2 separate regions of the Homo sapiens genome follow, and region 2 is linked to region 1. Evidence: read pairs that join two places in POLR2A ChIA-PET (ENCODE). Cell type or tissue: IMR-90. All regions are shown on one strand. Links, peaks and the distances in the headings refer to the core of each region. The heading gives the core; the rest is flanking DNA.

Region 1 (16,371 bases), core at 3,441-11,440:
CAGGCTGGCATTCAATTGTCTGCGTTTGAATCCCAGTTCTCTTCTTATCATGTGACCTTCAGCAAAGGTTGTTTTCTTATCTGCAAAATGTGTTGAAAATCAAAGGGTAGGCCGGGCACAGTGGCACACGCCTGTAATCCCAGCACTTTGGGAGACCAAGGCAGGAGGATTGCTTGAGCTCAGGAGTTCAAGACCAGCCTGGCCAACATGGCAAAATCCCATCTCTACAAAAAATACAAAAATTAGGTGGGCATAGTGGCACACGCCTGTAGTCCCAACTACTCGGGAGGTTTAGGTGGGAGGATCACTTGAGCCCAGGAAGCAGAGCTTGCAATGACCCAAGATCATGCCACTGCATTCTGGCCTGGGTGACAGAGTGAGTGAGACTCCATCTCAAAAAAAAAAAAAAAAAAAAAGACAAGCTGGCCTGTAATCCCAGCACTTTGGGAGGCCGAGGCGGGCAGATAACGAGGTCAAGAGATCGAGACCTTCCTGGCTAACACAGTGAAACCCCGCCTGTACTAAAAGTACAAAAAATTAGCCGGGAGTGGTGGCGGGCGCCTGTAGTCCCAGCTACTTGGGAGGCTGAGGCAGGAGAATGGCGTGAACCCAAGAGGCGGAATTTGCAGTGAGCTGAGATCGTGCCACTGCACTCCTGCCTGGGAAACAGTGCAAGACTCCGTCTCATAAATAAATAAATAAATAAATAAATAAATAAATAAATAAAAATAATAAAAAAGACAAGCCAAGGGGCTGTTGTGAAGATCCTGCGGACCTGCTAGGTGGTAAGTGCTCCATAAAGGTTAGCTTTATATAGCTAATTCTCACCACAATCCGCCAGATCATTTCACCTCTCAGAGTCTCAGTCTCCCCATCTGTAAAATGGCAATGAAAATTCTAACACACCCACATATACACACAGTTGACAGGCTCACTAGTAAATGGAATAATTTATGAACGTGCCTTTTAGTTTTTAAGAGACAGGTTCTCACTCTGTCACCCAGGCTGGAGTACAGTGGCATGTTTATAGCTCACTGCAGCCTCCAACTCCTGAGCTCAAGCGATCCTCTCACCTCAGCCTCCCAAGTAGCTGGAACTACAAGACCACAAATAGCTAATTTTTTAATTTTTTGTAGAGACAGAGTCTTGCTATGCTGTCCAGGCTTGTCTCGAACCCCTGGGCTCAAGCAATCCTCCCCTTGGCCTCTCAAAGTGCTGGGATTACTGGCATGAGCCACCACGCCCAGCAGTGATTCTTGCTCTCAAGGAATTTGCCATCTAGTGGGGAGGAAAAGCACGTGCGTCATCACTGTGAATGCAAAGCTGAATGAAATTAGACTTATATTAGAACAAGGGTGGTGCGGCCAGGCACGGTGCCTCACTCCTGTAATTCCAGGACTTTGGGAGGCTGAAGAGGGTGGATCACGAGGTTAGGAGTTCAAGATTAACCTGACCAACATGGTGAAACCCCGTCTCTACAAAAATACAAAAATTAGCCAGGCGTGGTGGTGCACCCTTGTAATCCCAGCTCCTCAGGAGGCTGAGGCAGGAGAATCGCTTGAATCCGGGAGGTGGAGGTTGCAGTGAGCTGAGATCACGCCACTGCACTCCAGCCTGGGCGACAGAGCAAGACTTGGTCTCAAAAAAAAAAAAAGAAAAGAAAAGAACAAGGGTGGTGGGAACTCAGAAATAACCTGGAGAACTTGGGGAAGATGTCATAGGTGGGACTTCAAGGACAGGTGGGCTTTCCCAACAAGGAAGGGCAGGCTGGGTGAAGAGCCCTGAGGACCAAGACTGGAAGGCAGAGAGGATGTGACATCAGGTGGGATGGCTGGGGACAGCCAGGTATTCACACCACAGTTAGGATCTTGTCTTGCATCTCCATGGACCATGAACAAGACTTGTTTGTACAGAGGCTGTAAACTGCTGGCTATAGTAACAGAGGCTAGAGAAGCAGCAAGAGCGTGAGCCAGCTTACATGTACATGGCTGTGCTATTATCTGGGCAATGGTGCCCTGAACAGGGGGTGCGGCGCCTGTGGTCCCATTACAAGTGGCTCACACTTCTAATCCCAACACTTTGGGAGGCTGAAGTGGGAGGATCACTTTGGCCCAGGAGTTTGAGGCTGCAGTGAGCTATGATTGTGCCACTGCACTCCAGGCTGGGTGACACAGCGAGACCCTGTCTCTAAACACAGGAGAAATCAGAATCTGTGGACGTCCTTGCATTTATTGGACACTCTAGTGTTTGGATGTTTTGCATTGTGCAGTCAGGGTTTGTCTTTTCAGCGGTTAGGCTTCTAGAGGTGTTATTAAGCCCTGGAGGAGGGCAGAAATGAGATGCAGATGCCTGTTGAGGGGCAATTCATGGCTGGGGAAGGAGGGATGTTGGGTGAAGGAGAGAATTCACTCATAATCTTCCCACCCGCTCAGATCCAGCTCAGAGGAAAGTCCCTGAAACCGCAGGAGACAACTCTGATGTTTTCAGAGCATGGGGAGAGCACGGTGGGGTGATCTGGAGACACGGCCAGCAGAGACTTGGAGCCAAGATTCCTGGATCCCCAACAAATCACTGAATTCAGGCCAGGCACAGTGGCTCATGCCCGTAGTCTCAGCACTTTGGGAGGCCGTGGTGGAAGGGTCGCTTGAGCCCAGGTGCTCGAGACCAGCCTGGGGAATATAGTGAGACCTCATCTTTACAACAGCAAAAAGAAGAAGAAAGAAAGAAAGCACTGAGTTTGGCCCTCAATTTTACAGGTAGTGAGACAGATCGCCAGTAAGACAGAGAGACAGAGATCTCCCCAGTGTTACTCATGGAATTAGCAGCAGAGCAAGGATCAATTCCGGTCTTCACCTGAGCCAGGGTCCCCGGAGCCAGGAGGTCCCAAGCCAGAGGCGAGGGCGGAGCTGACACTTCCTATCCAACCTCCTCCACAGCACCCCACCCGCTCCTCTTAGTCTCATGCCCCTTTCTTCAAGCATCCCCCAAGTCTCCAGGTACCCAGTGTGGGGGTTCAGAGATGCTAGGACACAGTCTTGCCTCAATGGCCTACGGAGGAATAGGGGGAGAAGCCAGACAGGCATATAGGGGTAAGTAATGATCCTGTCAGCCTCTGTACCAAGGGCCTCAAAAGACGGTTAACTGCCACCTGAGAGCTGGCCACGGTGGCTCACGCCTGTAATACCAGCACTTTGGGAGGCTGAGGCAGGTGGATCACTTGTGGTCAGGAGTTCAAGACCAGCCTGGCCAACATGGTGAAACCCCATCTCTACTAAAAATACAAAAATTAGTCGGGCATGGTGTTACACGCCTGTAATCCCGGCTACTTGGGAGGCTGAGGCAGGAGAATCGCTTGAGCCCGGGAGGCGGAGGTTGCAGTGAGCTGAGATCATGCCACTGCACTCCAGTCTGGGTGACAGACTGAGACTGGCTCAAAAAAAAAAAAAAAAAAGAGGGCCACTTGGGGATGGCTCTCTGAAGCAGGGCAGAGCCCCTCCAAAGGAGGGAGAGTGGGGTGAGCATCAGAACCCCCTTTCCTAACCTGGCAGGGATGGGCAGAGAGAATGCACATCCTACAGAGGGCAGCAGGGAGGATGGAGCAGAACAGCTGGGGCTCCTGGGAATGTGATGCGAACATTTGGCAGAGACAGAAGATACCCGGCCAAGGGAGGTGGGTGGAAGGGCTGGCCTGTGAGCAGCCTTGGATAATCACTTTCCTCCCACAGCCAGTGGCTGGGGCCCTCAGGGCACTGCCATTGTGATCCTAGGTGCTGTGTGATCCTCCTGTGGGCTGGAAGAAAGTGCTGCATGTCAACCTTTTCCAAGGCTGCCACACATGGGAAACCACCTCCTCCGCTTTCCCTAACATGACCACACACAGGATACCTGTCAGAAAGCCAGCAGAGCTTAGCATGTGCCTACAACTCTTTCCTGTCCCCACCCACTAGGGACATCCTTGGGGGAAATCTGGAAATCTACTAGACCAGGCTTTGCTGCTGCCCCTCAGAGATGCTTGGGTGTGTTTTTGCTCTCCTGTGCCTCTGAACCCATCTTTGAGGCTGTTAGTTAAACGCTCCAGTGAGGTGTCAGGTGTGAATGCCTCAGTCTGGTTTCTGTCCTCAAGGTGAGAAAAGAGGCTTCAGAAGCAGAAAGGCCATGTACAGTGGCTCACACTTGTAATCCCAAAACTTTGGGAGGCTGAAGCAGATTTCATCTCTACAAAAAAAAAAAAATTAGCCAGGTTTGGTGGCATGAGCCTGTAGTCCCAGCTACTAGGGAGGCTGAGGTGGGAGGATCGCTTTGGCCCAGGAGTTTGAGGCTGCAGTGAGCTATGACCGTGCCTCTGCACTCCAGCCTGGGTGACAGAGCGAGACCCTGTCTCTAAAAATATATAAATAGGCTGGGCACGGTGGCGCATGCCTGGAATCCCAGCACTTTGAGAGGCTGAGGTGGGCAAATCGCTTTAAGGTCAGGAGTTTGAGACCAGCCTGGCCAGCATGGAGAAACCTCGTCTCTACTAAAAATACAAAAATTAGCTGGGCATGGTGGCGGGCACTTGTAATCCCGGCTACTCAGGAGGCTAAGGCAGGAGAATCGCTTGAACCAGGGAGGCAGAGGTTGCAGTGAGCCGAGATCGTGCCATTGCACTCCAGCCTGGGTGACAGAGTGAGCCTCCGTCTCAAAACAATAAATAAATAGAAGTATATAGATAAATAAAAATACAAAGAAGCAGGAACAAAAGCTGGACCTCAGTGTCAGTGAGAGAAGGGGCTCAGAGCTCCTGGGTAGATGCCTGCCTAGGGGATGTCCACCTTCCAGTGAGCCACCCATCCCTACCAGTAACAGTCCCTCGAGGCTCCCCTTGGGCCTCTCTGTGCAGGTGAAGTAATGATCACAATTTTTTTAATATATATTTTTTCTTAAGTATTTTATTTTGTTTTTGAAACAGGATTTCACTGTTGCCCAGGGTGGAGTGCAGTAGGGCGCGATCTCGGCTCACTGCAACCTCCACCTCTTGGGCTCATGTGATTCTTCCACCTCAGCCTCCCGAGTAGCTGGGATTATAAGCCAAGCACGCATCGTCACATCCGGTAATTTTTGTATTTTTAGTAGAGAAGGGGTTTCTCCATGTTAGCCAGGCTGGTTTCGAACTCCTGGCCTCAAGTGACCCACCCACCATGGCCTCCCAAAGTGCTAGGATTGAAGGCGAGAGCCACCGCGCCCGGCCACCGTGTTGGCCACCATGTTAACTAGAGGTGTTAGCAACCTCCTGTGGGCCAGGCCCTTCAGGGGCATTACCTTGGGCTTACCACATCAGGCCCCTGAGAGTTGGGGGCTTCTACCTATGTGGAGGACCCAGAAGAGCTAATATGGGGGGCGGGGGTTGGAGGTGAAGGGCAGGAGTTAGGTGAGGGGAGATGGTGATCTCTGGCCTCACAGGAGGGTGCCCCTGAAAGAACAAACCCCAGGTCCTGAGGCGCTTTCAGGCTCAGGTGTGATAGGGGACCCTTTTGTTGTGGAGACAGGGTCTCACTCTGTCATCCAGGCTGGAGTGCAGTGGCGCGATCTCCGCTCACTGCAGCCTCAACCTCTTGGTCTCAAGCGATTCTCCCACTTCAGCCTTCGGAGTAGCTAGGACTACATGCACACGCCACCATGCCTGGATAATTTTTGTATGTTTGGTAGAGACAGGGTTTTGCCATATTGTCGAACTCCTGGGCTCAAGGAATCCTCCCACCTCAGCCTCCCCAGTAGCTGGTATTACAGGCTTTCTCCACTATGTCCGGCTAATTTTTGCATTTTTTTGGTAGAGATGGGGGTCTTGCCATATTGCTCAGGCTGGTCTCGAACTCCTGACCTCAAGCCATCCTCCCGCCTTGGCCTCCTAAAGTGCTAGGATTACAGGCAAGAGCCCCTGGCGTCCGGCCTGACCTTTCTTAATATCCCTTTGGAGCAAAGTAGGGGCGGCTCTATCAGGACTCCAAGGAAAGACGGGAAGGGAGATGGGGCCAACCCGCCAGAGCTCCAGAGCACCGGGTTCTCACCTGGCGTAAGGATTATGCTAATACAAGCCCCGCCCCGTCCCAGGCCCCGCCCACCCGATCGGCCTATGGTGTGGGGGCGGGGCTATGTTAATGAGGCCCGGCTGGCCAAGAGCTGTTCCCCGCGCTGCGCGGAGCAGGGACCAGGCGGTTGCGGCGGCGACAGCCATGGCCGGCGCGCTGGCAGGTCTGGCCGCGGGCTTGCAGGTCCCGCGGGTCGCGCCCAGCCCAGACTCGGACTCGGACACAGACTCGGAGGACCCGAGTCTCCGGCGCAGCGCGGGCGGCTTGCTCCGCTCGCAGGTCATCCACAGCGGTCACTTCATGGTGTCGTCGCCGCACAGCGACTCGCTGCCCCGGCGGCGCGACCAGGAGGGGTCCGTGGGGCCCTCCGACTTCGGGCCGCGCAGTATCGACCCCACACTCACACGCCTCTTCGAGTGCTTGAGCCTGGCCTACAGGTGAGGGCGGTTCCGGGCCCTGACGGCCTTGGCTTCCAGGTGGGGATGGGGGGGGGGTCCGGGGCAGGACTGCGCGCTGGGGCCCTCAACACCCCACCCGAGCCCGGTCCTGCGGCTCCCGGAGGCTCCGATCACGCCCTGGACACCCCCTTTCTCCCAGCCCCGAGGTCCTCCTACAGCGGCCCAGCCCGCTGGCCCCTGACGGACCCACGCATTTCTGATTCCCATTCCTCCCCCATTCCCTCTTCCCCGAAGCGCAGACCGCCTGCGCCCCACCTCTACCTGGACCTCTGGTCCCCTCTCTCTGGTCCCAGCCCCTCCGTCCCTACAAAAATGCCAGGCGCCCCTGGTCCCTAGGCCACCCGCGCCCATCCCCACTCTCCACTCTGGAGCCACTCCACCCGACCCCCTGCAGGCCTCGGCCTTCTCCCCAGCAGCCCCGGCCCAAGCCCGCCCTATTCCTGGACCCTGAGATACTCCCAGCGCCCCTGATTGTCCCAGTTCATAACCAAAGTGGACTGGAACTGGCCCACTCTCACGTCCACCTCCCCGCAATTGCTGAGACACCTCTTCTTGATCTGCTACATTAAGGGTGGCGGGAGGAGGATGTCCCAGAAATGTCCAAGAGGCGCAGCTCGCAGAGGTTACGCCGGTGCCCGGGAGGCCTGGGTTCGCCTACCCACGTCGCCACACTAGGCTGAGCGCCCGTCGCTGCCTGGGACCCCCGCTTAGTGCCACCGAGAGCGCACAGGCCGCGCCCCGCTGCCGCTCCACGCCCCGCGTCCCAGAGGAGGGCGCGAACCCGAGGCCTGGCCCAGTGCCCTGGAGCAAAGTTCCCCGGAGTTGAGGGGCCAGTATAAATTATCAACCGAAAACCCGTAGGGGAGAAAGGGGGATCGGCCGGCCTTGATCTTTTCTCTGTGCAAATATTCCTCTTCCTCCGCGGCGCCTCCTCCCCTTCTGAGAACCGCTGGCTACAGATCGGCACCTGCCGCCCTGCGGGGGAGCAGGAGCTGGGGTGGGGACTGTGAGGGGAGTGTTGCCTGCCCCCAACCGCAGCCGCCCAGCTGCGACCCCATTGGCTGGAGGCGGAGTAACCTTGGCCCACAAGCTCTGGCCCCTGGCCCAGGTCATGTTGCAACCCGATCGGCCAGGGCGTCGGACCCGTGTGGAAAGTTCAAATTCCCGTCCCTTCTCCCTCCCTCCCCAAATGTCACGCGACTGCCTGGGACAGGGCATCTAAGGTCCTGGTACACCGGATGCCGGCACTCCTCCTCCTAAGGGTCTCCCATTTCCCACCCAACCCCAACTTTGGCTGCTCATTATATACTACACATCACTCTATTTGGGAGGGGGCCTCACTTCCAACCCTGACGATGGGTGACCAAAGAGGAGAGGTTCTGGGGAGCTGGCAAGGTAAGGGACAGAGCGCACCCCCAAAATTGCCCCCCCACCCAGAGGCTGACTCAAGGCTGATGTAACCCCAGTCAGAGATAGCTGGGGTAGAGAGGACTGTGTTTTCTTCCCAAATACCCAAATATTAATAGTAAATCTCTGGCTGGGCACAGTGGCTCCTGCCTGTAAGCCCAGCACTTTAGGAGGCCAAGGTTCTCATCCAAGGATTGCTTGAGCCCAGGAGTTGGAGACCAGCCTGGGCAACATACTGAGAACCTGTCTCTACCAAAAAAAAAAAAATTTTTTTTTTTTTTTGAGACAGAGTTTTGCTCTTGTTGCCCAGGCTGGAGTGCAGTGGTGCCATCTCAGCTCACTGCAACCTCTGCCTTCCGGGTTCAAGAGAATCTCCTGCCTCAGCCTCCTGAGTAGCTGGGATTACAGGCGCCCACCACCTCCAGCTAATTTTTTGTATTTTTAGTAGAGACGAGATTTCACCATGTTGGCCAGGCTGGTCTCAAACTCCTGACCTCAGGTGATCCACCTGCCTTGGCCTCCCCAAGTGCTGGGATTACAGGCATGAGCCAACATGCCTGGCCAAAAAAAATTTTCTTTAATCAGCCAGGTGTGATGGCACATTCCTAGTACCAGCTACTGGGGAGTCTGAGGTGGGAGGATCACTTCAGCCCAGGAGGTTGAGGCTCCAGTAAGACATGATGGTGCCACTGCACTCCACCCTGGGTGATAGAGTGAGACCTTGTTGGAAGGAAGGGAGGGAGGGAGGGAGGGAGATGGGGGGAGGAAGGAAGGAAGGGAGGGAGGGAGATGGAAGGAGGGAGGGAGATAAAGGAGGGAGGGAGATGGAGAGAGGGAGATGGAGAGAGGGAGATGGAGGGAGGGAGGGAGATAGAGGGAAATGGAGGGAGGGAGATGGAGGAGGGAGGGAGAAGGAGGGAGGGAGGGAGATGGAGGGAGGGAGACGGAGGGAGATGGAGGGAGGGAGAGGGAAGGAGATGGAGGGAGGGAGGAAGGGAGAGAGGGAGGAAGGGAGGGAGGGAGGGAGATGGAGGGAGGGAGGGAGCTGGAGAGAGATGGAGGGAGGGAGGGAGATGGAGGGAGGGAGGGAGATGGAGGGAGATGGAGGGTTGGCTCGGTACCAGGAGAGCTTCTAGATTTCCCCATTTGGTAGTGGAAAAGCCCTGAGGCTTGAACTGGGACAGTGTTTTCATCCTCAAAGACCCCCAGTTCCAGGGGTCCCCTGGAGGGGAGCAGATTACAGGAGCTGAGTGTCCCAGGGGAGTGACTATATGGGAAGAGACAGTAAGGCAGAGAGTTCAGAAGGTGGTGGGAAGAACAGCGAGCTTGACCAGGGACCCACCTGAATCAGGGACCAGCCTGACCCAGAGACCAGCCTGCAGAGGCCTGGCAAGGTTTCACCCTCTGCAGGTTAGCGTGGGCAGAGGGAGGATCGAGGAGGCCGTCTTCCATGGCTCCGTGGGTGGAAGCCCCAGGGAGGTAGTTTCTGGAAGCTTCAAGGAAGCACTTGTTCATGGTCAGAGCTGGCTAGCTTTAGGAAGAGTGGCCTTGAGGGTGCAGGGGAGCAAACAGGACCTGGTTAGGGGGCAATCTAAAAGGAATTCCTGAAAGGTGGGAGGTGGGCAGCTGAACTTGGGGTTTTCTCAACCCCCTCTCTAAGTCTCAGAGTTTTCTTCTCCTTCTTATTATTTATTTATTTATTTATTTATTTATTTATTTTTGGAGACAGAGTCTCACTCTGTTGCCCAGGCTGGAGTGCGCTGGCATGATCTCAGCTCACTGTAATCTCCGTCTCCTGAGTTCAAGCGATTCTCATGTCTCAGCCTCCAGAGTAGCTGAGGTAACAGGCATGTGCCACCATCCCCAGCTAATTTTTAATTTTCAGTAGAGACGAGGTTTCACCATGTTGGCCAGGCTGGTCTCGAACCCCTGACCTCAAGTGATCTGCCCACCTCAGCCTCCCAAAGTGCTGGGATTACAGGTATGAGCCATCGTGTCCTGCCTTTTTCTTTCTTTTCTTTTTTTTTTCTGAGACGGAGTCTCACTCTGTCGCCCAGGCTGGAGTGCAGTGGCGCAATCTCAGCTCACTGCAACCTCCACCCAACGGGTTCAAGCAATTCTCTGCCTCAGCCTCCTGAGTAGCTGGGATTACAGGCGCCTGCCACCACATCCGGCTTTTTTTTTTTTTTTTTTTCAGTACAGGTGGAGTTTCACCATGTTGGCCAGGCTGGTCTTGAACTCCTGACCTTGTGATCCACCCGTCTCGGCCTCCCAAAGTGCTGGGATTACAGGTGTGAGCTACTGGGCCCAGCTCTTTTCTTCTTTTAATAGTTTTTGTTGTTGTTGTTGTTGTTTTTTGTTTGTTGTTGAGACAGAGTCTCGCTGTGACACTCAAGCTGGAGTACAATGGCATGATCTCGGCTCACTGCAACATCCGCCTCCTGGGTTCAAGCGATTCTCCTGCCTCAGCCTCCCGAGTAGTTGGGATTACAGGCACGCACCACCATGCCCGGCTAATTTTTGTATTTTTAGTAGAGACGGGGTTTCTCCATGTTAGCCAGGCTGGTCTTGAACTCCTGACCTCAGGTGATTCGCCTGCCTTGGCCTCCCAAAGTGCTGGGATTATAGACGTGAGCCACCGCGCCTGGCCCTATTAATAGTTTTAAATAGAGATAAGGTCTCACTGTATTGCCCAGCTGGTCTTGAACTCCTGGGTTCAAGCGATCCTCTCCCCTCAGCCTCCCAAAGTGCTTAGGTTACAGGCCCACCACTGCTCCTCATCAGACTTTTCTATTGGTCATAACAAGTTTTTGTTTTGTTTTGTTTTGTTTGTTTGTTTTTTGAGACGGAGTCTTGCTCTGTCGCCCAGGCTGGAGTGCAGTGGCGCGATCTTGGCTCACTGCAAGCTCTGCCTCCCGGGTTCACACCATTCTCCTGCCTCAGCCTCCCGAGTAGCTGGGACCACAGGCACCTGCCACCACGCCCAGCTAATTTTTTGTATTTTTAGTAGAGACCGGGTTTCACTGCGTTAGCCAGGATGGTCTCGATCTCCTGACCTTGTGATCCACCCATCTCGGCCTCCCAAAGTGCTGGGATTACAGGCTTGAGCCACTGCGCCCAACCAGAATTTACTTGTTTTTTATGAGTCGGGTTCCCACTCTGTTGCCCAGGCTGGAGTGCAGTGGTGTGATCACAGCTCACTTCAGCCTTGAACTCCTGGGCTCAAGCGATCTTCCCACTGCAGCCTCCTGAGTAGCTGAGACTAGAGGTTTGCACCACCATGCCCAGCTAACTTTTTTTTTTTTTTTTTTGAGATGGAGTCGCTCTCTGTCGCCCAGGCTGGAGTGCAGTGGCACAATCTCGGCTCACTGCAAACTCCGCCTCCCGGGTTAACGCCATTCTCCTGGCTTAGCCTCCCAAGTAGCTGGGACTACAGACGCCTGCCACCACGTCCGGCTAATTTTTGTATTTTTAGTAGAGACGGGGTTTCACGTTGTTAGCCAGGCTGATCTCGAACTCCTGACCTCAGGTGATCCACCCACCTCGGCCTCCCAAAGTGCTGGGATTACAGGCATGAGCCACTGTGCCTGGCCCCAGCTAACTTTTTAACTGTAGAAACAGGGTTGCACTATGTTGCCCATGCTGATCTCAAACTCCTGGCCTCCTACAGTCCTCCTGCCTCGGCCTTCCAAAGTGCTGGGATTACAGGTGTGAGCCATCCCCAGCCAGTCATAAAAAGTTCTTGAACCCTAGCGTTACGCTCTTCCTCCAGGCTGAGTCTCTTCTCTCACAGCCCCAAATCCTTTTCTTCCTCCTGGGCTTGGATATTGTCACTGTCACATCTGCTCTAACCCTGCCTGGGCCATGAACGTCATAACCTTAGCATGGAAGCGGGAGAGAAGGCAGGCAGGTCAAGGGTGCGACACGGGGTGATCAGAATGGGCTGGGAGGTTGCTGGGATACAGACAGGGACAACAGACTCAGGAGTCCCCCACCAGGTGCCACAGAAGAAGCTGGCCCAGGAGGTAGCAGAGTCTCCCCCCACCCCCACCTCCATGTCTCCCTACCAAACAGATGGTGTTTATCTAATTCTCAGAGGGAGGGGCCCAGCCAGTGGCCCAGAGAGCTGGGCTGTGTATCTTATTTGGGTAATGAGGCCTGTTGTCCCTGGTGGGGAGGGGGCAGTCCCCCACCCCCACCCCAAAGCAAACACAGGAACTTGGAGACCAGGGAGGAGAGAGGGCCCAATGACCAATGCACTCAAGTAGGGAGAGGCTGCGGAGTCAGACTGGCACCCACCCACATTTCACCCCCAGAATGTAGGAAAGACCCCTGGAGGAAGCAGGTATGGTTTTCTGAAAGACTAAGCCTTGGGGGCCAGGTGCGGTGGCTCACGCCTGTCATCCCAGCACTTTGGGAGGCCAAGGTGGGTGGATCACTTGAGGTCAGGAGTTCGAGACCAGCCTGGCCAACATGATGAAGCCCCGTCTCTACTAAAAATACAAAAGTGAGCTGGGTGTCATGGCATATGCCTGTAATCCCAGCTACTCAGGGGGCTGAGGCACGAGAATCATTTGAACCTGGGAGACGGAAGTTGCAGTGAGCCAAGATCATGCCACTGCACTCCAACCTGGGTGGCAGAATGAGGCTCCATCTCAAAAAAATGAAAAAATGGCTAAGACTTGGGGCCTCAGCCTTCCCATCTGAGATCTGAGTAAGGGATGCAAAAGGCGGGCTAGAGGGGACTGGTACACAACCCTGGCTTGTGGATGGAGACGAGAGAGGGAGGGAGAGACTAGCAGGGGGTCTAAGACCCTGAATGTCTTGGCCTCCTGGCTCAGCTTCCTGGAGGCAGAAGACTTGGCCTGTGCCTAGCAGGACCCTCACCAGTGTAAGCTCTTCCATCCAGTGGATTTTTTTTTCCTTCAAGACAGGATCTTGCTCTGTTGCCCAGGCTGGAGTGCAGTGGCGTGATCATAGCTCACTGTAGCCTCAAACTCCCGGGCTGAAGAAATCCTCTGACCTCGCCTCCCTAGTAGCTAGGACTATAGGTGCATGCCACCACACCCGGCTAATTTTAAAATTATTTTGTAGAGACAGGGTCTTGCTATGTTGCCCAGGCTGGTCTCAAACTCCTTGGCTCAAGCGATCCTCCCGCCTTGGCCTCCCAAAGTGTTGGGATTACAACCGTGAGCTACCGCGCCCAGCCCATCCTGTGGATTTGATGGACAGCTAGGGTTAGAGTGAGGGTGCTCTGTCTCCATGAATACCATTTGCTCATCCTAGCGGCCTTCCTTTGGGATCTGTTGGTTCATTGTCTTCTGTGCAGCCCTGAGAAGAGCACACCTTCTCGCTGAGTCCAGGTTGCCACCCTGGGATTCTGGGCATGGCAGACACCAAAAGGACTGTACCATGAAGGCAGTGACTGCCACTCTCTATAAAGAGGCACCCTCGGCTGGGCATGGTGGCTCACATCTGTAATCCCAGCACTTTGGGAGGCCAAGGTGGGCAGATCACTTGAGGTCAGGAGTTTGAGACCAGCCTGGGCAACATGGTGAAACCCCGTCTTTACTAAAAATACCAAAAAAATTAGCTGAACGTGGTGGCGCACAACTGTAATCCCAGCTACTCGGGAGGCCGAGGCACGAGAATTGTTTGAATCCAAGAGATGGAGGTTGTGGTGAGCTGAGATCTCACCACTGCACTCCAGCCTGGATGACAGACTGAGACTCCGTCTCAAAACCAAAAGCAAACCAAAAAAAACCAAACCAAACCAAAACAAAACACAGAGGCTCCCTCTCTACCAGGCAAACCATGGCCATCCCCTTTGCCTCTCCTGGGCCTAAGGAGGCCTGAGTGACCTCGGACCTGCCCCTTTCCTCCCTGACTCTCAGGAAGGTCTTTTTTTTTTTTTTTTTTTTTTGAGACGGAGTTTCACTCTTGTTGCCCAGGCTGGAGTACAACGGTGTGATCTCAGCTCACTGCAACCTCCGCCTCCCAGGCTCAAGCAATTCTCCTGCTTCAGCCTCCTGAGTAGCTGGGATTACAGGTGTGCGCCACCACAGCCAGCTAATTTTGTATTTTTAGTAGAGACAGGGCTTCAGTATGTTGGACTAGGCTGGTCTCGAACTCCTGACCTCAGGCGATCCACCCGCCTTGGCCCCGCAAAGTTCTGGGATGACAGGCGTGAGCTACTGCACCCAGCCCAGGAAGGTCATTTCTTATTCTCTTAAATGAGAAATGGGCCTGAGCACTGTCCCCAGCCAGCCTCCAAGACACACCTGTGAGGCCACTGGACATTGTTGCTTCCAGGGCCGAGCTGATCCACAGGTTTCAGCGTGGCTTTTGTTCTGCAGTAGACTGACAAACAGGTCTCCCCAGGGAACACAGGGGCCGCTGGTGGGAGTCTGGAAGGGGATTTTGAAGGTCTGACTCTCTGGATAGGAATTTCAGGCAGGTTGGGTTGGGGGGCCAGATTTGGAGGGGCCCCTCAAATGCCAACCATAGATGGATGCCTAGTGCATGGGGAATATGGGGACCAGCCTCTGTGGCAGCACTGCATCTCCCTAACCCTACTCCTCTCCCCTTTGACAGTGGCAAGCTGGTGTCTCCCAAGTGGAAGAATTTCAAAGGCCTCAAGCTGCTCTGCAGAGACAAGATCCGCCTGAACAACGCCATCTGGAGGGCCTGGTATATCCAGTGTGAGTGGCTACCACCAGCCTCCCAAGCCGGGAGGGACTGCCCCCTCCAACCCTCCTGCCAGAGGGTTCTACATGGTGGCTGCCCAGGAAAATCCCCGGGGTCCTCAAGGCCAGCACTAGCAGAGTTCTGCCAACCTTTTTTTTTTTTTTTTTTTTTTGAGACACAGTCTTGCTCTGTTGCCCAAGCTGGAGTGCAGTGGTGCCATCTCGGCTCACTGCAACTTCCGCCTCCCAGGTTCAAGCCATTCTCCTGCCTCAGCCTCCCAAGTAGCTGGGACTGCAGGCACCCACCACCACTCCCAGCTAATTTTTGTATTTTTAGTAGAGACGGTTTCACCATGTTGGCCAGGCTGGTCTTGAACTCCTGACCTCAAGTGATCTGCCCACCTTGGCCTCCCAAAGTGCTGGGATTACAGGCGTGAGCCACCACGCCTGACCCTGACAGCCTTTTAGGGGGAGACCAGGCCCCCAGCACCAGGACTCCTGAATAGCTCCTGACCTCCAGCGGGTCTCGGGGAATAGGTCCCAAAGGGTGTTTCCACTGTGAAGCTGGGCACAGCAGAGGTCACCCCTCAGTAGCACTAGGGTAGGCTGAGATTTGAGGTACAGTTCAAAGCCCATTTTGCATCCCATTAGCATAGTTGGGTGCCTTGAATGCGAGGGTAAAAAGGGCCATTAGACACTAGCGGGGCCAACTGCATCACTTTGTAAATGGAGAAACTGAGGATCCCGCATGGGTCTCCACCAGCCTTTCATTGAAGTCCTTCCTGAATATCCAGTAGGTGCCCACCATGGCCAATTGGGCAGAGGGGATCCAGAGAGGCCATGCCATCTCGTGGAAGGAACTCTGGACTTAGAGTTGCCCAGAGCTAGTTCCTCCACCCCGTCTCTGCCCCTTGCTGGCTGTGTGACTTCAGGCTAGTTGCCTAGCCTCTCTGAACTTGTTTCCTTATCTATAAAAACGAGGCCACGGTGGCTCACACCTGTAATCCCAGCACTTTGGAAGGCCAAGGCGGGCAGATCACAAGGTCAGGAGATCGAGACCATCCTGCCTAACGCAGTGAAACCCGGTGTCTACTAAAAATACAAAAAATTAGCTGGGCGTGGTGGCGGGTGCCTGTAGTCCCAGCTACTCGGCAGGCTGAGGCAGGAGAATGGCGTGAACCTGGGAGGCGGAGCTTGCAGTGAGCTGAGATCGCGCCGCTGCACTCCAGCCTGGGCGACAGGGCGAGACTCCGTCTCAAAAAAAAAAAAAAAAAAAGGGCAAAACAAAAAACGAGGCCAATAGTCCTAACTTTCATGGTTGGTGTGGAGATAACAGGTATTCCAGGGTGTTGCCACTAAGTTGGTATCCAATACATGATGTATCCTTAAGGAGGTCACATTCTCATTCATTTGGGAACACCCCACTCCCCATGGCAGGGCAGCAGAGGCAGAGAGGACTTGGATCCGCCAGCCCTGTGTTGGGACCTCATTCAGGTCAGGTTCTGCTGCAGGATCAAAGGCTGCACTGAGCTGGGAATGCAAAGCCCAGGAGAGACCACACGCAGTATTCTCTGTCCTCGCCCCGCTGGATTTCATCCAAGCAGGGAGAGGGTGTGTTTTCTGGTTTCCATTTATCTACATGCCAGGCACTTTCGTGAATCACCTTATTTAAGGCTTCCTAGCAACCCTGGGAGATAGGTTTTATTACCGCCATGTTATGGATGAGCAACTGAGGCTCAGAAGGCAAGTGACATA
Region 2 (16,371 bases), core at 5,043-13,042, 170 kb before region 1:
AGACTCATCTAAAACTCCTCAGCTCAAAGAAGTCTCCTGCCTCAGCCTCCCAAAGTGCTGGGATTACAGGCATGAGCCACCACACCCAGTCTCAGTTTTCAAACAGTTCTATTTTTGTTGTTGTTATTTTATTTTCAGCTTCAGGTGCTTGCTTGCGGAATGAGGTGCTGAGTTCCTTAAGAGCCCCCAGTGAAGGGTAGGGGGTCTAAGGTACAAGAGACTGAGGGGCTGGAGTGGAGAGGAAAAGGGCCTGGCAGTGGGGTACACAGTTGGCAGAGGATAGAGTCAGCAGGAGTTCGAGAAGAGAGCTTTCAGGTGACAGAAAAGTTTCCCGTGGGAGAAGCAGGATCCAATAGAGAGAACAGAGAGAATAGGGAGGCCTCACAGAGGGCCAGGAAGAAGGACTTCCAGCCCAGAAAGTACCTTTCAAAAGAAACCTGGGACTCTAACCCAGCTTCAGCAAATATACCCATACTTTAAGAATCAAAGTCTGTGCCAGCGGTGGCTCATGCCTGTAATTCCAGCACTTTGGGAGGCCGAGGCGGGTGGATCACAAGGTCAGGAGTTCGAGACCAGCCTGGCCAACATGGTGAAACCCCGTCTCTACTTAAAATACAAAAATTAGCCGGGCGGGGCGGTGCATGCCTGCAGTCCCAGCTACTCGGGAGGCTGAGGCAGGAGAATCACTTGAACCTGGGAGGCAGAGGTTGCAGTGAGCCGAGATCACACCACCGCACTCCAGCCTGGGTGACAGAGCAAGACTCCATCTCAAAAAAAAAAAGTCTGTGCCAGGCATAGCGGCTCATGCCTATAATCCCAGCACTTTGGGAGGTCAAGGTGGGAGGATCACGTGAGCCAAAGAGTTCAAGATCAGCCTGGATAACATAGTGAGACCCCATCTCTACAAAAAACAAAAAATAAAAAATTAGCCAGGCACGGTGGTGTGCCTGTAGTCCCAGCTACTCAGGAGGCTGAGGTGGGAGGATTGCTTGAGCCCTGGAGTTTGAGGCTGCAGTGAGCTATGATTGCACCACCGCACTCCAGCCTGGGTGATAGAGTGAGACCCTGTCTCAAACCAAGAAAAAACAACAACAACAAAGGAATCAAAGTCTGTCCTTACCTGCTTCAACGGATATTTGGAGCAATGGTTCGGGAGTCTGACTTCCTGATGAGTCAGTCAGGAAGGAAGACAAAGACTTCAAAGGCACTCACTTAATGTCCTAGGGAGAAGCTACGTCCAGGGATGAATCTGGTCCTATCTGAGTTGCAGCACCATAACTGTTAAAATGTTATTCAATAACACATGTTAAAGCATGTCAAGGAAGACTTTCTTCAGGACCATCGCAATAGGTATAGGAACCACTGCACCAGGGTCTTGCAGTGGGGAAGAGAGATTGGGCTCAACTCCGAATACAGCATGGGCAAGTGGGAATTTATAGCCCAGGAGCAGAGTGGGAGTAGGTGGATGGAAAATTACTAAGAGAAAACATCAGGCATGAAGGGAATTCTAGCTAAACCAACCTAGCAGGATTGCTGCTGAAGACAGGCCAGGGTAATCAGACATCACGTGAGGTATCATGGAGGGTGAGGAATTGATCAGATACTAAGGATGATCAGATATTGAGGATGGAGCGTTCTTGCTGAACTGACCCAGCAGGGCTCTTGCCAAAACTGAGTTTTACAAGAAAGTACGTGGATGGGCTTAGGAGAAGACTCAGAAACCTGACTGAAGTTTGGACAAGCAAAGAATCTTTTGTCGTTAAACATCTAAATGTGAAGAAAATAACTGTAAAACACTTAGAAGAAACTATAGGAGAATACCTCCATTTCTTGGATTTAGAGAAATATTTCTTAAGTAAGACACAAAAGATACATGAAAAAGAAAAAATTGATGGAGATAGACATATTAAAAACTTGCATGACGCTGGGCGCGGTGGCTCACTCCTGTAATCCCAGCATTTTGGGAGGCCGAGGTGGGCAGATCACGGGGTCAGGAGTTTGAGACCAGCCTGGCCAACACGGTGAAACCCCGTCTCTACTAAAAATACAAAAAATTAGCTGGGTGTGGTGGTGCGCGCCTATAGTCCCAGCTACTCGGGAGGCTGAGGCAGGAGAGTTGCTTGAACCTGGCAGGTGGAGGTTGCAGTGAGCCAAGATCGTGCCACTGCACTCCAGCCTGGGTGACCGAGTGAGACTCCATTAAAAAAAAAAAAAAACTTGCATGACAATACATATAATTTTTAAAGTTTTAAAATAAGCTAAATGCAACCCATATAGCCAACAAATGTCTAGTAATCAGAGTATATAAAGAACTCAGCTGGGCATGGTGGCTCACACCTGTAATCCTAGCGCTTTGGGAGGCCAAGGAAGGTGGATCACCTGAGTTCGGGAGTTCGAGACCAGCCTGGTCAACATGGTGAACCCCATCTCTATTTAAAAAATACAGAAATTAGCTGGGCATGGTCGTGGATGCCTGTGAGGCTGAGGCAGGAGAATCACTTGAACCCGGGAGGTGGAGGTTGCAGTAAGCCTGGATAGTGCCATTGCACTCCAGCCTAGCAACAAGAGCAAAACTCCATCTCAAAAAAAAAAAAAAAAATTGCAAGACCATACATATAATTTTTAAAGTTTTCAAATAAGCTAAAATGCCAACAAATGTATAGTAATCAGAATATATAAAAAACTCAGCCAGGCACGGTGGCTCACACCTGTAATCCCAGCACTTTGGGTTTTGGGATTTTTTTTTGGTTATAGAAATGTTCTAGGTCTTGATTTGAGTGCTGGTTACATGCGTATTCACAAATGTAAAAATTTTATCAAGCTGCTCCCTCTCCCTCTCCCTCTCCCTCTCCCCACGGTCTCCCTCTCCCTCTCTTTCCACGGTCTCCCTCTGATGCCGAGCCGAAGCTGGACGGTACTGCTGCCATCTCGGCTCACTGCAACCTCCCTGCCTGATTCTCCTGCCTCAGCTTGCCGAGTGCCTGCGATTGCAGGCGCGCGCCGCCACGCCTGACTGGTTTTCGTATTTTTTTGGTGGAGACGGGGATTCGCTGTGTTGGCCGGGCTGGTCTCCAGCTCCTAACCGCGAGTGATCCGCCAGCCTCGGCCTCCCGAGGTGCCGGGATTGCAGACGGAGTCTCGTTCACTCAGTGCTCAATGGTGCCCAGGCTGGAGTGCAGTGGCGTGATCTCGGCTCGCTACAACCTCCACCTCCCAGCAGCCTGCCTTGGCCTCCCAAAGTGCCGAGATTGCAGCCTCTGCCCGGCCGCCACCCCGTCTGGGAAGTGAGGAGCATCTCCGCCTGGCCGCCCATCGTCTGGGATGTGAGGAGCCCCTCTGCCTGGCTGCCCAGTCTGGAAAGTGAGGAGCGTCTCTGCCCGGCCGCCATCCCATCTAGGAAGTGAGGAGCGCCTCTTCCCGGCCGCCATCACATCTGGGAAGTGAGGAGCGTCTCTGCCCGGCCGCCTATCGTCTGAGATGTGGGGAGCACCTCTGCCCCGCCGCCCCGTCCGGGATGTGAGGAGCGTCTCTGCCCGGACGCCCCGTCTGAAAAGTGAGGAGACCCTCTGCCTGGCAACCGCCCCGTCTGAGAAGTGAGGAGCCCCTCCGCCCGGCAGCCGCCCCGTCTGAGAAGTGAGGAGCCCCTCCGCCCAGCAGCCACCCCATCTGGGAAGTGAGGAGCGTCTCTGCCCGGCAGCCACCTCGTCCGGGAGGGAGGTGGGGGGGGTCAGCCCCCCGCCCGGCCAGCCGCCCCGTCCGGCAGGTGAGGGGCGCCTCTGCCCGGCCGCGCCTACTGGGAAGTGAGGAGCCCCTCTGCCCGGCCACCACCCCGTCTGGGAGGTGTACCCAACAGCTCATTGAGAACGGGCCATGATGACAATGGCGGTTTTGTAGAATAGAAAGGGGGGAAAGGTGGGGAAAAGATTGAGAAATCGGATGGTTGCTGTGTCCGTGTAGAAAGAGGTAGACATGGGAGACTTTTCATTTTGTTATGTACTAAGAAAAATTCTTCTGCCTTGGGATCTTGTTGATCTGTGACCTTACCCCCAACCCTGTGCTCTCTGAAACATGTGCTGTATCCACTCAGAGTTGAATGGATTAAGGGCGGTGCAAGATGTGCTTTGTTAAACAGATGCTTGAAGGCAGCATGCTCGTTAAGAGTCATCACCACTCCCTAATCTCAAGTACCCAGGGACACAAACACTGCGGAAGGCCGCAGGGTCCTCTGCCTAGGAAAACCAGAGACCTTTGTTCACTTGTTTATCTGCTGACCTTCCCTCCACTATTGTCCTGTGACCCTGCCAAATCCCCCTCTGCGAGAAACACCCAAGAATAATCAATAAAAATAATAATAATAATAATAATAAAATTAAATTAAATAAAAAAAAATTTTATCAAGCTGTACCTTTAAGATTTGTGTATTTTACGGGCATGGTGGCGCATGCCTGTAGTCCCAGCTACCTGGGAGGCTGAGGCAGGAGAATCATTTGAACCTGGGAGGTGAAGGTTGCAGTGAGCTGTGATTGCACCACTGCAGTCCAGCCTAGGTGACAGAATGAGACTCCGTCTCGGAAAAAATAAAATAAAATAAAATAAAATAAAATAAAATAAAATAAAATAAAATTGTACATTTTAAGGACTTTATCAAATATATTTTATGTCTCAAAAAGGAAACTTCATGGCAAAAAAAAAAAAATCATAGAACTAAATGGCCAAAGATAAGCTATCATCTGGGAGAAAATATGTGTAACCGTTATAATCAACAAATGATTAGTACTCAGAATATACAAAGAAATTCTACAAATTGCTCAACATCACTCATCATCAGAGAAATGCAAATCAAAACCAAAGTAAGATACTGTCTCAAACCAGTCAGGGAGCTATTACTAAAAAGTCAAAAAATAACAGATTTTGGCAAGGTTGGGGAGAAAAGGGAACACTCATACAGTGTTGGTGGGAGTGTAAATTAGTCCAGCTACTGTGAAAAGCAATGTGGACATTTCTCAAAGAACTGAAAATACAGCTACCATTCTACCCAGCAAGCCCATTACTGGGTATATACCCAAAGGTATATAAATTGTTTTACCAAAGAGACACATGTGGCCGGGCACTGTGGCTCACACCTGTAATCCCAACAGTTTGGGAGGCCGAGGTGGGCAGATCACTTGAGGTCAGGAGTTCGAGACCAGCCTGGCCAACACGGTGAAACCCCATCTCTACTAAAAATACAAAAAATCAGCTGGGCATGGTAACATGCGCCTGTAATCCCAGCTACTTGGGAAGCTGAGGCAGGAGAATCACTTGAACCTGAAAGGCAGAGGCTGCAGTGAGCCGAGATCTCGCCATTATACTCCAGCCTGGGCAACAGAGCAAGAACACATCTCAAAAAAGCAAAAGAAGACACATGCATTTGCATGTTTATTACAGCACTAGTCACAGTAGCAAAGACATGGAATCAATCTAGGTGCCCATCAATGGTGGACTGGATAAAGAAAATGTGGTTCATATACACCAAGGAATACTACACAGCCATGAAAAAGAATGAAACCATGTCCTTTGCAGCAACATGGATGCAGCTGGAGGCCATTATCCTAAGTGAATTAACACAGAAACAGAAAAACAAATATTAGGTAAGGGGTACAACAGGCACTTCAGCAGAAAGTTAAGACTGTTAATCTGAGAATACCAGATTCTCAGAATACCACATGTTCTCACTTACAAGAGGGAGTTAAACATTGGGTACATGTGGACATAAACACAAGGATGACAGACAGTAGGGACTACTGGGGTTGGGGTTGGAGAGACAGAGCAAGGGTTGAAAAATCACTACTTTCACTGTTTGAATTGTGGGTTCAAAGCCCAAACCTCAGCATCACACAATATATCCATGTAACAAACCTGCATATGTACTCCCTGAATCTAAAATAAAAAAAAAAAAAAGAAATTATGCAAATCAATGAGAAAAGGACAAACAACTCAATAGGAAACCACCCGGGAGCAGTGGCTCATGCCTGTAATCTCAGCACTTTGGGAAGGGTGGGAAGATCCCCTGAGGCCAGGAGTTCAAGACCAGCCTGGCCAACATGGCAAAACCCCATCTCTACTAAAAATACAAAAAATTAGCTGGACATGGTGACATGCGCCTGTAATCCCAGCTACTTGGGAGGCTGAGGCAAGAGAATCGCTTGAACCCAGGAGGTGGAGGTTGCAGTGAGCCAAGATCCTGCCATTGCACTCCAGCCTGGGTGACAGGGTGAGATTCCATCTCATAAACAAATAAATAGCCCACAGAAGAAAACATTGAAATGAATAAACATAGAAACAATACTCAATAACACTAGTAATCAGAGAAATGTAAGTTAAAATGAGATGCCACTGGACACCCACAGAATGATACGCAAAAAAACAACCTCTCTGACACGCCGAGGGAGTGTCAATGGATACAGCCATTTTAGAGAATCATTTGGCAATATTGGGAAGGTGGGAGGTGTGTTTACCTGATGACCCAGCAATTTTACTTCTAGGAGAACACATGTGCACCTGGAGGTATTTGCAAGGACGTGCATCACACCTTATTTGTCACAGCAAAACCACTGGAAACTATCTAGATGCTTATCAAGAGGCGAATCAGCCGGGCACGATGGCTCATGCCTATAATCCCAGCACTTTGGGAAACCGAAGTGGGTGGATCACTTGAGGTCAGGAATTCAAGACCAGCCTGGCCAACATGGTGAAACCCTGTCTCTATTAAAAAAAAAAAAAAGATAACACAAAAATTAGCCTGGCAAGGTGGTGCATGCCTGTAGACCCAGGTATTCAGAAGGCTGAGGCAGGAGAATCGCTTGAACTCGGGAAGCAGAGGTTGCAATGAGCCGAGATCACATCACTGCACTCCAGCCTGGGCGACAGAGCAAGACTCCATCTCACAACAACAAAAAAAAGAACTGACACTGTTTTGCTGCCAGTGGGCTCTGGCATCAGCCACAGTGAGAGGAAGCCCTGCGTGGCCTCCCCCGCTGCTACCATGGCCACTGTGGTCACAGCCCATAGAGCAGGCACTGGGCTGGCTGGGGAAGAAGGCAGCTGCTTGACACCCACAGGTCTGTTCAAGGAGTTTCTCTTTTCCATTGGAGCTCAGGGCGCACCCAGGCAAGGGAGCGTGGCCTTTGTCAGTGATAAGGCCGGAGCCAGAAACAGTTGAGTAACCTCTGATAGGGCCCTATCTTAAATCAACTTCTCTCTCCTTGGGCCTTGAAAGCTGCTTTGTTTAACTTTGTGCTGTTAGGATGAAGCATATGATAAGGCCTACACGTTTAAATAAACTTATAAGTCAACAGTGTCTATTACCCTGGGAAGGAGACTTAAGAGATTGATGAGAACATATGACCCCACAGAGCCTGGGGATGGAGGTCTTTTAGCCCCCTCTCACCTGCAGTACCCCTGTCCCTACCCCCACTCCAATCCAAACTGAGGTTCCCTTGGATTTCTTTCTTTTTTTGAAAAAAAAAAATGTTTTTGTAGAGTTGGGGTCTTGCTATGTTGCCCATGCTGGTCTCAAATTCCTGGTCTCAAACGATCCTCCTGCCTTGGCCTCCCAAAGTGCTGGGATTACAGGTGTGAGCCACCGTACCCAGCCAGGATTCCTTTCTTTTCCTTTTCTCATCTTCTTTTCTAGTAAGGGACCCAGAGCCAAAACACCAAACTGCAAAGGCCCAGCAAATGATCTCAAACCCAGATGGTTACAGGAACTGAACGGGTAACTGAAATGTGTACAATAAGCCAGGTAAAAGGCAATGGGTGTGACACTGTGACATGGTAAACAACATAGATTTGGTCTCTGCCCCCAGTTCTTGAGCCAGAGCTCCTAATACCCTCATTGATAGGGGTGCTGGGAGAATCTTTAGTTCTAATATTTGGTCTCTGCCCCCGCGGTTCCTGACACAGAAGTTCCTAAATCCCTGGGAATTTTCTGGGTGGTAGGATCATCTTTTGTTCTGATGAGGTGACTCTTGGTGGATTCCTGGATAGCCTCGGGATGGGGGCTGGTTGCCAAGGGAACCAACGCTGTGATTGGAGAGTTGGACCACTCAGCCCCACCCCTCAGCCTCTGGGGAGAGGAGAGGCTGAAGGCTGAGCTGATTGCCATTGGCCAGTGATGCAATCAATCATGCCTATGTAATGAAGCCTCCTAGCCCCCACCCCATTCCCACAAAGGACAGGGTTCTGGGAGTTTCTCGGTTGCAAAACCTGTGGAACTGCTTGGAGGATGGCATACCAGAAAGAGCAGGGAACCTCCTCACCCTGCCCACACTTCGCCATATGCACCTCTTCCATCTGGCTGTTCATCTTTCATCTCTATCCTTTGTAATACTCTTTTTTTTTTTGAAATGGAGTCTCACTCTGTTGCTCTGGCTGGAAAGCAGTGGGAGTGGCACGATCGTGGCTCACTGCAGCCTAAATCGCCTGGGCTCAAGCAATCCTCTTACCTCAGCCTCTCTGGTAGCTGAGACTACAGGTGTGTGCCACCATGCACTGGAATGGTGTGTTTTCTATTTGTAGAAAACAAATATTTTTTAATTTGTAGAGAGGAGGTCTGGCTATGTTGTCCAGGCTGGTCTCAAACTCCTTGGCTCAAGCGATCTTCCCAACTCAGCCTTCCAAAGTGCTGGGATTACAGGCACGAGCCACTGTGCCCGGTCTGTAATATCTCTTTTATAATAAATGGGTAAATGTAAGTAAAGTGTTTCCTTGAGTTCTGTGAGTCACTCTAACAAATTACTTGAAACCAAGGAGGGGGTCATGGGAACCCCAGATTTATGGGGGTCAGAAATACAGGTCACAACCTGGGATGTGCAAGTGTCACAGAAGTGGGCGTGGTCTTGTTACAGGAAAGGGGCCCCAGTCCAGAACCCAAGAGAGGGTTCTCGGATCTCACACAAGAAAGAATTCAGGGCAAGTCCGCAATGCAAAGTGAAAGCAAGTTGATTAAGAAAGTAAAGGAATAGGCCGGGCGCGGTGGCTCACGCGTGGAATCCCAGCACTTTGGGAGGCCGAGGCGGGCGAATCAGGAGGTCAGGGAATCCAGACCATCCTGGCTAACACAGTGAAACCCCCTCTCTACTAAAAATGCAAAAAATTAGCTGGGTGTGATGGCGGCCGCCTGTGGTCCCAGCTACTCGGGAGGCTGAGGCAGGAGAATGGCGTGAACCCTGGAGGAGGAGCTTGCAGTGAGCCGAGATTGCGCCACTGCACTCTAGCCTGGGCGACTGAGCAAGACTCTGCCTCAAAAAAAAAAAAAAAAGGAAAAAGAAAGTAAAGGAATAAAAGAATGGCTACTCCATAGACAGAGCAGCCCCAAGGGCTGCTGGTTGCCCATTTTTGTGGTTATTTTTTGATGATATGCTAAACAAGGGGTGGAATATTCATGCCTACCCCTTTTAGACCATATAGGGTAACTTCCTGACATTGCCATGGCATTTGTAAACTGTCATGGCGCTGATGGGAGCGTAGCAGTAAAGACGACCAGAGGTCACTCTCGTCACCATCTTGGTTTTGGCGAGTTTTAGCCAGCTCCTTCACTGCAACCTGTTTTATCAGCAAGATCTTTATGACCTGTATCTTGTGCTAACCTCCCATCTCATCTTGTGACATAGAATTCCTCTCTGGGAATGCTGCATGGTAGGTCTCAGCCTCATTTTACCCTGCTCCTGTTAAAGATGGAGCTCTGGTTCACACGCCTCCAACATTTTCCCCCTTCCCTTTTATAAGAGAACCCTTAATTCTAAGGGTTGCAGAGGGACGAAGATCCATCCTCTATAACTTCTTCCGGCTGAATAGGGGCGATATTTCTGCCTACCTATGAGGGTCTCTTGCATTCAGAGTAGAGAGGAGCTCAGTCAGAAAGCACCAGTATGGTAAGGTCCATTCATAACTCTTGAGTTTTGACAAAAAGTGATATCTGGAAGATTAAATAGTGTTTAATTTGAAGCTGGGTGCGGTGGCTCACGCCTGTAAACCCAGCACTTTGGGTGTCTGAGGCTGGTGGATCACCTGAGGTCAGGATTTCGAGACCAGCCTGACCAACATGGTGAAACCCCGTGTCTACTAAAAATACAAAAATTAGCCAGACGTGGTGGCAAGCGCCTGTAATCCCAGCTACTCGAGAGGCTGAGGCAGGAGAATTGCTAGAACCCAGGAGACAGAGGTTACGGTGAGCCGAGATCTCGCCATTGCACTGCAGCCTGGGGGACAAGAGCGAGACTCTGACTCGAAAAAAAAAAAGTGTTTAAGAAAACATTCAGTAAGATTGTCCTGTATTCCTACACAAAGAGTATAACAGCAGTATATTCCACAAGAGTAAAGCAAAATAAGTTAAGTTATTCCAAGTAAACGAAATTAGAAGGCTCTTCATGAAGTGGGCAACTGTTGGAACTAAGCTGATACGGGGTTGTTAGCTAATTCTAATTTGCCCAAAATTAGAATACTGATCCAGATTTTTATATTACCAACCCCTCTTTTTTTTTTCTGAGCAACACTGAGATCACTGGTTGGTTCACAGGAATAGGCAGAGTTAGCCTAAATTGCAGAAACAAATTTAAAAACAACTAATGAGACTAGAATTTAATAACAAGTGTACCATAGTTCTTGAAACATAATATTTCTCTCTCCAGTTTCCCATTTTTACTAAAGACAAATCATGGTAAGACTGATTTGCTTTATTATACTTGGCCTGATTATTTGTATAAAGTGCAGCAAGAATAATTATTTTTCACATAGGGTCTTTTAAAATTGGCTTTGATGGAACTCTGTTCTACAGAAGAAATTTTAGATAAGACTTTTTTAAAGCCCAGCCCAGCCATGGGTTTGTACTCTCAAATACCTATGAGTTGGGTACATTTCTTTCCTCTTGAGGTCCCAAGATAACTTGCAGCTTCTGGACCTATTAGAAAGTGACATTCTTTACTTACCACAGGTCAGTAGCCTTGTACAGGGACTGTTATAGGCAAGGTATGAGGCCGATTCCCCATGGGGCTTTTATTGGCTTTATAAGTCAAGTTTAATTCCTTAAAGGGGCTGGGCATGGTGGCTCACGCCTGTAATCCCAGCACTTTGGGAGGCCAAGGCAGGTGGATCACTAGGTCAGGAGATGGAGACCATCCTGGCTAACACTGTGAAACCCCACCTCTACTAAAAATACAAAAAATTAGCCAGGCGTGGTGGTGGGCACCTGTAGTCCCAGCTACTTGGGAGGCTGAGGCAGGAGAATGGCATGAACCCGGGAGGCAGAGCTTGCAGTGAGCCAAGATCATGCCACTGCACTCCAGCCTGGGTGACAGAGCGAGACTCCATCTCAAAATAATAATAATAATAATAATAATAATAATTCCTTAAAGGAAAACACACCATTCCAGTCAAAGCCTTGGTTTAATAACCAATTTTTTCAACTGTGTCCTGTTACAAAAGAAAACAGATTCTTATTGCACTTATGCAATAACTATATTGCCATAAGTTAAGAATACTCACAACTAGTTTTTAAATTTTGGAGAAATTTGGTAGAGAGATAGAAAATACATTCCAAATTTTGTTCATAGCAGTATACTTTACTCAATTGTTACAAGCTGTAAATAGCTTAAAAGAAAACTTTCCTTGACTCTGAAAAACAAAACAAAGGATCGGCAACGTTTTAAGCAAAGTTAAAAAGATTACTTCAGTTTTCTATTGGTTCCATTAATTCAGTTAACTTCTGTTTGATATTTATGAACATTCCAGCTCTTCATGAGCGTTTCGAAAGTTGTTTCCTCTATTCTAATGTTACAATTTCCAAAGTTATTAGAAACCTGCATTTAAGAACACCTGCTAGAGTTCTATAGTTGAATATAAACCACCTTCTAAAGAGGATTAAAATAAGATAACAATTGTCTGTGGATGATAAAAAGTCTTAGCACAGCCACTATTAAAGCCACAAATGATAAGGAAATTTGGTTACTTCTGTGGCACACAAAATTTTACATAACAATTATAATTATTAATAACATACACTGTCATATTAGAATTATAGGAGTTTCCCATAACTTTGGAACATATACCAATAACACATTTATGCAAACATAGTCCAAATAAAGCAAAACACTATTTTATATTTGACAATGTTTCCTGTATGATTTTTGTACCAAATTAGCCAAATTTCATCTTTATATTAATGTACTATTAATGTCAAACCCAATTTTTAATAAAACCTTATGGACATATTTACCCAATTTTAATGTTTGGGTTTGTTGTTGTTGTTTTGAGACGGAGTCTTGCCCTGTCACCCAGGCTGGAGTGCAGTGGCATGATCTTGGTTCACTGTAACCTCTGTCTCCCAGGTTGAAGAGCTTCCCCTGCCTCAGCTTCTCAAGTAGCTGGGACTACAGGTGCTTAGCTGGGACTACAGGTGCCCACCAGCACACCTGGCTAATTTTTTGTATTTTTAGTAGAGATGGGGTTTCACCATGTTGACCAGGCTGATCTCCATCCCCCAACCTCAGTGATCTGCCCACCTCGGCTTCCCAAAGTGCTGGGATTACAGGCATGAGCCACCTCACCTGGCCCAATTTTAATGTTTAACTATAAGGTAAGATTCTTATAAACCTTTTATAACCCTTTACATTTTTTTGTGAAAGAGCAGATGAGTGCTCTAAGAAAACCCTGCTGTGCTTCTGTTCCAACGTTTAGTTTCCGGAAAAACTGAATAATACCTTTTTAACGTTGGCCAATATGTTACACACAAAATCTCTTACAATTAATTTTTATAAATCTTCCAAAACTTGTTTAAACCTTTAGATTTTTTTCTTACTTAAAACAATCCTTTAACACTTTAGGCAGAAAAAAAATGCACATTCCCATGCCTTCTTACGATCTTATTTTTTTACCAAAAACATATTTTACTTTTCTTACACACCTTGCATGTAAAACTGTTTCTTCAGTAGTCTTTTTGTTTTTTGTTTTGTTTTGTTTTGAGACAGAGTCTCGCTCTGTTGCCAAGGCTGGAGTGCAATGGCACAACCTCAGCTCACTGCAACCTCTGCCTCCCAGGTTCAAGGGGATTCTCCTGCCTCAGCCTCCTGAGTAGCTGGGATTACAGGCATGCATCACCACAACCAGCTAATTTTTGTATTTTTAGAAGAGAAAGGGTTTTGTCATGTTGGACAGGCTGGTCTTGAACTCCTGACCTCAGGTGATCTGCCCACCCTGGCCTCCCAAAGTGCTGGGATTACAGGCGTGAGCCACCGCACCCGGCCTCTTCAGTAGTCTTAATTATATGTTACAATGTTAATGCTTAGCAACTTTTATTTTTGGTGAAAACCTTGGCAAGTAAGGGATTTTAATTATGTACTGGGTGTGGAGCCTGCCTGGGACACACCAGGCAGAAGTGCAGATAAGGGCTGACTCTCCAGCATAGCTAGGGGGTGTGGCTAACTCCACATGTCACCAGGCCTTACCTAGAATCTAATGGCTTTAAGGTAGGCAAATTGGACAATTTTCAAAAGTTAAAGAAACAGTTTGAGGCCAGGTGTGGCGGCTCACGCCTGTAATCCCAGCACTTTGAGAGGCCGAGGCAGGCGGATCATCTGAGGAGTTCAAGACCAGCCTGGCCAACATGGCGAAATCCCGTATCTTCAAAAAGTAAAATGAATAAATAAATAAATTAGCTAAGCACAGTGGCATGTGCCTGTAATCCCAGCAACTCAGGAAGCTGAGGTGGGAGAATTGCTTGAGCCTGGGCCGTCCAGGTTGCAGTGAGCTGAGATCAAGCCACTGCACTCCAGCCTGGGTGACAGAGTGAGACTGTGTCTGAAAAAATAAAATAAAATAAATAGAAAATAAAGGAGATTCTGACATGCTACAACATGGATTAATTTTGACAGAGTGAGACTGTCTGAAAAAATAAAATAAAATAAATAGAAAATAAAGGAGATTCTGACATATGCTACAACATGGATTAATTTTGAGGACATTATGCTAAGTGAAATGAGCTAGTCAGAAAAAAAGACACTATATGATTTCACTTCTATGAGTTATTTAGAGTAGTCAAAATCCTAGAGGCAGAGGCCAGGCATGGTGACTCATGCCTGTTATCCCAGTATTTTGGGAGGCCAAGGTGGGAGGATCACTTCAGCCCAGGAGTTCCAGACCAGCCTGGGCAACATAGCAAGACCCCATCTCTATTAAAAAATGTTTAAAAGAGTAAAACAAAAAAAAATTCTTTTAATCGTGGAGACAGAGAGTGGAATGGTGTTGACAGACTAATGCCCTCAAATGCAAAAAAAAAAAAAAAAAAAAAAAAAAATGGAATGGTAACTGCCAGGGACTGAGGGGCAGAGATAATGGGGCTTCATTGTTTAGTAGAAATACAGTTTCAGTTTTACAAGATGAAAAAAGTTATAGAAATGGATGTTGGGGATGATTGTACAACATTACGAATATATTAATTCCACTGAACTGTACATCTGAAATTAGTTAAGATGGTAAATTTTATGTTATGTTTTTGTTGTTGTTATTGTTAAGACAGAGTTTCGCTCATGTCACCCAGGCTGAAGTGCAATGATGCCATCTCGGCTCACTGCAACCTCCACCTCCTGAGTGAGAGCGATTCTCCTGCCTCAGCCTCCCGAGTAGCTGGGATTACAGGCATGCACCACCATGCCTGGCTGATTTTTGTGTTTTTGTAGAGACAGAGTTTCACCATGTTGGCTAGGCTCTGTAGAAAACTGAAACCTCTACTCCGGAGCTCAGGTTATCCACCAGCCTCGGCCTCCCAAAGTGTTGGGATTACAGGAGTGAGCCACCATGTTCAGCCTCATCAATAGTAATTTAATTGTACATTTAAAAATAACTAAAAGTGCCAGCACGGTGGCTCACATTTGTAATCCCAGCATTTTGGGAGGGCAAGGCAGGTGGATCACTTGAGGTCAGGAGTTCGAGACCAGCCCGGCCAACATGGTGAAGCCCCATCTCTACTAAAAACACAAAAATTAGCCAGGCGTAATGGTGGCGCCTGTAATCTCAGCTACTCAGGAGGCTGAGGCAGAAGAATCGCTTGAACCGGGAGGTGGAGGTTGCAGTGAACTGACATCGCACCACTGCACTCTAGCCTGGGCAACAGAGTAAGACTCCGTCTCAAAAAAAAAAAAAAAAAAGGCCAGGCACGGTGGCTCACGCCTGTAATCCCAGCACTTTGGGAGGCCGAACTGGGCAGATCACGAGGTCAGGAGATCAAGACAATCCTGGCTAACACGGTGAAACCCCATCTCTACTAAAAATGCAAAAAGTTAGCCAGGCGTGATGGCAGGCGCCTGTAGTCTCAGCTACTCGGGAGGCTGAGACAGGAGAATGGCATGAACCCAGGAGGTGGAGGTTGCAGTGAGCCGAGATTGCACCACTGCACTCCACGCTGGGTGACAGAGCGAGACTCTGTCTCAAAAAAAATAATACATAAATAAAAATAAAGGCTATAATTGGATTGTTTGTAACGCAAAGGATAAATGCTTGAGGTGGATCCCTCTTTTACTTTGATGTGATTATTACACACTGAAGCCTGTACCAAAATATCCCACATACCTCATAAATATATACACTTACTATGTACCCACAAAAATTAAAAATAAAACAAAATTGTTAGTGTAAATGGTCTCAGTATGCCAATTAAAAGAGATTGAGGCCAAGTGCAGTGGCTCATGCCTGTAATCCCAGCACTTTGGGAGGCCAAGGCAGGCGGATCACCTGATGTCAGGAGTTTGAGACCAGCATGGCCAACGTGGTGAAAACCTGTCTCTAGTAAAAATACAAAAGTTAATTGGGCAGCTACTCAGGAGGCTGAGGCAGGAGAATCACTTGAACCCAGGAGGTTGAGGTTGCAGTGAGCCAGGATCACACCACTGCACTCCAGCCTGGGTGACAGAGTGAGACCCTGTCTCAAAAATAAATAAATAAATAAATGAGTTTGAAAGAGTGAATTAAAAACAGGACCCAACTATATTCTGTCCACAAGAAATTCACTTCAAATGTAACAATATAGGTAGGTTAACTGGAAAAAGAAATAGTATGCAAACATTAATCCAAGGAAAGTGGGAGTAGCTACACCAGTATAAGATAAAGTAGGCTTCTGAGCAAAGAAAATTATGAGAGACAGAGAGGGAGATAATATAATGATTACAAAGCCAATCTACCAAGAAAACATAGCAATCTTTGTGTGTTTACATCAAACAATAGAGCTGAAAATACGTGAAGCAAAAATTGACATAACTGAAAAGACAACATAGAAAAAACCACAATTAGAGCTGGAGACTTCAACACTTTTTTTTTCTTTTTCTCTTGTTTTGTTTTGTTTTT

Evidence for each region. Peaks named below come from ENCODE experiments on the same cell type or tissue, not always from the same donor. Only the 100,000 strongest peaks of a DNase experiment are listed, where the experiment ranks them.
Region 2: POLR2A ChIA-PET joins it to region 1 with 17 read pairs; 2 of 35 experiments call an interaction of 5 or more read pairs at or near these places.

The regions. Positions count from the first base shown.
Region 1 is chr7:73,614,331-73,630,701 of GRCh38, reverse strand. MLXIPL (MLX interacting protein like) reads left to right here and starts at 6,180. Exons shown (of 17, transcript NM_032951.3): 1 at 6,180-6,502; 2 at 14,525-14,631. The coding sequence starts at 6,210. In IMR-90, for the core only: a CTCF peak has its summit at 3,575 (motif pointing right); no DNase peak of the experiment used is centred there; H3K4me3 peaks cover 311 bases; H3K27me3 peaks cover 5,618 bases.
Region 2 is chr7:73,784,579-73,800,949 of GRCh38, reverse strand. No RefSeq gene overlaps it. Among named protein-coding and RNA genes, the nearest start is that of CLDN3, 22 kb to the right of the region's middle. RefSeq lists an enhancer at 928-1,568. In IMR-90, for the core only: no CTCF peak of the experiment used is centred there; no DNase peak of the experiment used is centred there.